Linked DNA regions of Mus musculus: region 1 is linked to region 2. A link is a contact called in ENCODE POLR2A ChIA-PET data. All regions are on one chromosome and are shown on one strand. Each heading gives the region's core, a stretch centred on a gene start or an enhancer-like site at or near the end of the contact. The rest is flanking DNA. Distances are from core to core; before and after follow the strand shown.

What was found. ChIA-PET counts read pairs that join two places held with the same protein, here RNA polymerase II (POLR2A).
Region 1: POLR2A ChIA-PET joins it to region 2 with 38 read pairs in Patski. The contact joins the promoter of Arl4c here to the promoter of Glrp1 in region 2. POLR2A ChIA-PET finds 5 or more read pairs at or near these places in 2 of 5 experiments (Patski and embryonic stem cell).

Annotation. Positions count from the first base shown.
Region 1 is chr1:88,700,792-88,703,869 of GRCm38, reverse strand. Arl4c (ADP-ribosylation factor-like 4C) reads left to right here and starts at 1,679. Exons shown (of 1, transcript NM_177305.4): 1 at 1,679-3,078. The coding sequence starts at 2,206. The coding sequence ends at 2,784.
Region 2 is chr1:88,508,413-88,511,500 of GRCm38, reverse strand. It overlaps Glrp1 (glutamine repeat protein 1), which reads left to right and starts at 1,435. Exons shown (of 3, transcript NM_008132.2): 1 at 1,435-1,710. The coding sequence starts at 1,615.

The DNA of each region.
Region 1 (3,078 bases), core at 430-2,929, 190 kb before region 2:
TTCTAGGTCCCAAACAAAAGGATGTGAGGCCACAGGAGTTAAAAGGATGGGCACAGAGGGAAACTGAGGACGGGTGAAGATTTGGCCTAGTGTCTAGTGGTGAGCTCCAGGATCCAGCCATGCCAGAAGAGAAAACCCTTATCCTAAACATTTTCCATGTATCCAGAACTATATTAATGTATTTATCACTTTGCCAACTCAATTTGAGATTAATTTGAGACAAATTTTTGTGCCCCTGTTTTTTTTTGGGGGGGGGGGGGAGGGGGTGCCCATTGGAAAGCATCCCAGAACCAATGCATCACTGATCTTAGGCAGGCTGTCTGCACTGAGGTCCCCTTAGCAAGTACCAGCACACAGACCTAAATTTCCTCCTCTAGCAAGCTGGACAGGTAATCTGAGTGGACCTTGCCAGCACCAACATCCATCACCAGTCCCTGGGCTTGAGTCTAGCTGGTGGAAGCCTAGACTGGCTTTTGGAGTTGTGAGAATTAAAAGATGGAATTGAACAGGTGTGATTTTTCTCACAGGCTTTAGTACAAATGAAATCATGTATTATAACAGCATTAGAAAGGAAGGTTCCTCTCTCTCTCTCTCTCTCTCTCTCTGTGTGTGTGTGTATATATATAATTTTTAAGATCACAAATGATAAGCATTTTTATTTTCTTTCCCTGGATTACATTTGCAACCTTTTCTGACCCAGAAGCCTGACCTACACAAATGTAAACCATTTTCCCCTTGGCTGTCATCTCTAGTTCCCATCATCATCAAACCTGTGTCACTCATAATCACCCCCCCCCCGACTTCCCTCCACATGCAGAAATAATATTCATTTGCTACGTTTTACAAGGTAGGATAAAACCACTGAATGGAGTCACGAAATGGAACCCAGAAAATATGTATTTGTGACTCATCACACCACCAGCTCCAAGCTAGCTAGGGTCTTCTAGTGACCTAGCTTTCCTGAAGCCTGGTCAGGTGATTTGGACCTCCCCCATCCCCTACCCTCACCCCATCCCTGGTAGGTTCTCAAGGTAGAATGACAAAGGTTGCTTTAAGACTAACCTAATCTGGGATGTCAGCAGAGTGGAGGGGGTGGGGAAGGGGTGGGGAAGCATAAAGCAAGGCTCCAAAATGGGTGTCTGAGAAAGAAATGTCTGGAGTTATCTAGGCAGGTGGGTGGTAGGTAGTCTTAACTGAGCCTCCTGGGCACACCCTAGACTTAGGGAGCATACGCATCAAGGAAGAATAGGGACCAAGACACTAGGGCACCAAAGAGCGTGAAACCACGCGGTGGAAATGGATTAGGAGTGGGCAGCAGCAGGGCTGCAGGCTCAAGGAGGTCAGCTCCTCTCCTCCGCCCTCCTGCGTCGGTGCCGCAGTCTCACCGCCCTAGCCCTCTGCAGTCGCTGCCTTTGCCCGGCCAGCTGCGGGCTAGGCCCCGGGCGGGGGTTCCGGAGCCCGGAGCTATTTTTAAAAGACGCGTCACCGGATTGGGGAGGAAGAGTCCGCGTCCAGGCCCACAGTCGGCGCGCGGCCGGCGGGAAGGGTCGCCTGGGCGAGTTTCGAACGATCGGAGCGCGCGAAAAGACGCAACCGACCGAGAAGACCCCGCCTGACCCCGGGAGACCGCGGGGCGTGGCGGGCGAGGGGCGTGGCCTGTGGGCGGGACTAGAGGGGCGGGGCCGGCGCCCTCCGGCCGCAGCAGGCTGGTGGCGGCGGCGGCGGTAGCAGCAGCGCCTAGTACTGCAGGGACAGCAAGGCAGCTACGCTAACTCGGACGCCGGGGAAGCCCGCGCCCCGCCTGCGCCTTTGCGGCGCTCCCGGGAGCCGGAGCTAGAGCAGCTCCGAGGTGCGCCGAGACCAGAGGCTGCTGCAGAGCCGCGGTGCGGGAGAGCCGCAGGTCGAGCCGGGCTACCGCGCAAGGCGCAGACATCCTACACCGCGGCGTCTGTCCGTGGCGGCTGCGCGAGAGACAAAGCCTCCGGAGAAAGATGCCCGCGGAGCACGCACCAGGCGGGCCAGGGAGCCGGCCCCTCCGAGCCTAAGCGCGCCTGGCCGTGCGCCGCGGGGACGCCGAGACCCCACCGGGTCCAGCAACGGGCGGGGCCCAGGTGCGCCCGGCCGCAGAGGGCCTGTGACTGCTCGGGGGGCGGCGCCCTCCCGCCGCAGCCGCAGTCGCAGTGGCCGGCGCCGCAGCGAGGAGCCATGGGCAACATCTCCTCCAACATCTCGGCCTTCCAGTCTCTGCACATCGTTATGCTGGGCTTGGACTCGGCCGGCAAGACTACGGTGCTCTACCGGCTCAAGTTCAACGAATTCGTGAACACTGTGCCCACTATCGGCTTCAACACCGAGAAGATCAAACTGAGCAACGGCACTGCCAAGGGCATCAGCTGCCACTTCTGGGACGTGGGCGGCCAGGAGAAGCTACGGCCGCTGTGGAAGTCCTACAGCCGCTGCACGGACGGCATCATCTACGTGGTGGATTCGGTGGACGTGGACCGGCTGGAGGAGGCCAAGACGGAGCTGCACAAGGTGACCAAGTTTGCGGAGAACCAGGGCACACCGCTCCTGGTTATCGCCAACAAGCAGGATCTGCCTAAGTCGCTGCCGGTGGCCGAGATTGAGAAGCAACTGGCGCTGCACGAGCTCATCCCGGCCACCACCTACCATGTCCAGCCGGCGTGCGCCATCATCGGCGAGGGCCTCACCGAGGGCATGGACAAGCTCTATGAGATGATCCTGAAACGCAGGAAGTCTCTCAAGCAGAAGAAGAAGCGGTAATGCGCTAGAGCAGCGATCTGGAGCAAGGCTGAGCGAGCAAGCCAGTGAGTGAATGAATGGACGTCTGGGTTGAGCGAGAACCCGCGAACAAAGACAACGAACCAAAGCGATGATTCGAATTTTTAAAACACGATCTCTGTATCCAAATACAGGACTTGGAGACTTAAGCCGGGTGTGGAGGCTGCATAGCCACCCATCTCGTCACCTGCCCCACCCCCCCACCCCAGCTCAGAGGACCTTTTGTCTATAATGCTTGAGCTACCGGTGGGATAGGGTGGGGGGGACCGGTGGGGA
Region 2 (3,088 bases), core at 186-2,685:
TAGACTTGACAAACCTTGAGAATTGTTCTTTAATAAGAATGAAAGTCCTGTTCTATTTCCCCACCAGGGCAGGGGCTTCCTTCCTATTGATTGATATGTTCTTGCCTACACAGAAACTCTACCGAGTCGATAAGCATGGACAAAAGCTATATCTACTCCTCCTTACTCTAAAAAAGCAAGAAATAATATGTTTCCATGTGAAAGGGGAGGGGGCTGGAGAGATGGCTTGGAGCACTTCTTGTTCTTGCAGATGACGTGGGTTTGGCTCCTGGCACCTACATGGTGGCTGTGTTTCTGGTCATTCAAAAGCTTGGACGTCCACAGTCAGAGCATTAGCATCGTCAGGCTCTGTTGGCAGCCACATCCATCCATATAACTCCAGTTGCAGGAAGTCCAGCGCCCTCTTCTGACCTCTTCCGAGGGCCCCGGCCATGCATAGGGCACATAGACACACACAAGCAAAACCACTCACACATACAAAATAAATAAATCCTTAGAAGAAATAAAAATAAAAGGTATATAAGAATAATAAAACATAAGGAGTTTAGGCAATCTACGTTTACTATTCAAGGAAAATGGATGGTGAAACATCAAAGGCAGAAAGAAAGCTCATGTTAGAGCAGATAAGAGACAGTGTTAATGAAAAACAGAAACCATCACCAGGAACAAGTGGCAGTCTTGAGAAATACTGTCAGCTTATGTCAGCTTTGCCATCAATATAGGGAGCTGTTTTAAAACCAATAAAAAGGGCTGGGAATAGAGTTCCGTGCATAGAGTTCAATCCCCAGCGCCATGTAGACCAGACCTGCCCACACCAGACAGAGGAAGGAGGATTAGAAGTTCAAGGTTACCATGGCTACAGAGGGAGTTCAAGGCTGTCTAGGGAGACAAGAGATCCTACCTCAAAATATACAGTAACAGCACAACAAAAATAAATAATAAACAAACCTGTCATCCCACAACAACAACAAAAAAGAGGAAACTATTATAAGCAAAAAAATAAAGAAGCCATTTAATAAAAACAAGTAGACATGAAGCTGAATGTGTAAGTGTGCAGGTCCATGAGCACGTGACTGCGTGCAGATAATTAAGTGAATGTGAAAAGGAGGTCACTGAGGCTCTGCAGTGAGAGTTGTCGCCCCACTAAGAGCTGGGTGAATCTGTTCTGCAGCTTTCATGGTGAGGGCAACACCTTGTTGCTTCAGTCTACACACAATAATAGACTGTGTCCTTCCCCAAACTCCAATGTTGCTGACACAAATGTCTCTGGAGTGAGGGAGGGCCTGCGAGTGGGGATGAGGTGGGCTGACTCCTGTCTCCGGAATGGGATTGAGATTCTTGTAGAAGAGGAACCACACAGCAGCGTTTAACCCTGCTGACTCACCTTTGCTATTCAAACAGCCCTCATCATCCCATGCGCCACAGTTTGTAACTTCTAAGAAGGATGTCATCAGACCCCCGGCACAGTGGCCATGGACTTCCTGGTCTGGAGAACTGTGGGAAATGGGTTTCTATTTTTAGTAAACTACCCTCGTCTGTCCTCTTCTGTTACAGCAACAGAGACTAACTGAAACTGAAAGTTTCACCAAACGACCCCGTCTTCAAACTGGACACATGAGCAGCATATGCCTCTTCAGAGATGTTGCTATCATCAAAAGTGGAAAAAGGAGAAAGAGAAGGGCCTACTCTAGGCTGGACGGGGCCAAGGAGGTATGACAATTAAGTATGTACTGCTCCTAGATCAGGTCAGGGCTGAACACCACTACAACTGGTATGTGGACGATCAATGGATTTCATGTGCTTGCACGGTATGCAGTATTAGCCTGAAGACGTTTAATTGCTTGAGTTTTGTCGCAATTTTGGGATTTAAAAAAAAAAAAAAAAAAACCCAAAAACCAAAGTTGTATTTTAGGTGTCCTACTTAAATATTTTGAGACTAAATATTTTGGCAGTTACAATTTAAGCTCAAAAATGATTGGCCAGTGAAAAGGGGAAAAAGAGGAGGGAGGGGAGGATCGGGAAGGAGAGAGTAGGCCAGTACTCAGCTGACATCACAGACGGTTAACAATGGATGAATCTTAGGTGGAGAAAGAAATGTGTGTTCCTCAGATGGTAATTCTTGCAACTTTTCTATAGATTAAAGTATTTTTAAAATTGAAAATTATTATTTTAAAATAAATAGAAGTCCAAAGAAAGACAGATAAATGGATCAACATTGTTAAATAAATGACTGATAAACATTTAAAAATGAGAATCCCAGCTTTTAGTTACTAGGGTCAGGACTAAGAATATAAAAACAAATAGTGGCTCATTATAAAGGGCTACACGGCAAGAAAAATGAGCAACAGCGAAAGCTGAGTGTGGTCATGTGTGCCTGAAGTTCCAGCTCTTCAGAAGGGTGAGGTCAAAGGATCCAGAATCAAGCTTACAGAAGCAGCTTAGTGAGACCTCAGCTTAAAAACTAAAGAAACAAAATCAAAAGCCCAGTGGATACAGTGAGTGAGAAGAAGAATATGTCAGACAAAAGAGTGTAAACTCTGACTCCACTTACCCAAGGCCACAGAGGGGCCTGAACTCAGCAGAAGCCAAGGCCTCAGATGGGCTTCCGGGCAGAAGCCAGGGCCAGAGACCGGGCTTCAATGCACTGACAATCTTGCTCTTGTCCTGAGTCTGCCCACACTGGGAATTCCCTTCATTATAGATCCTTATTATTGATATTTGTGTTTACATGTTGCACTTCAGTAAAAATAATAAGTAGACATGACTAGGAAGCTGGGAAGATGGCTTAGTCAGTAAAGTGCTTGCTGTTCAGTTCAGAGTGCTTGTTAATCCTGGCACTGGAGAGGTGGCCATGAGTGCGTTCCTAGCAATCACTAGCCAAAAGGACAGAGACCTTGTCTCAAAAACCGAGATGCACAGATCATGGGGAATAACACCTAGGGTTGACCTCTAGCTGCATGTGTGTACACACTCACAGACGCATACACATAAACATGCATGCACATGCACACATATGCATGTATATACACATACACAAACATACATACACTAAAAACAAGAGAAGAGAAACAGGGTGAGGCCAGCAAGA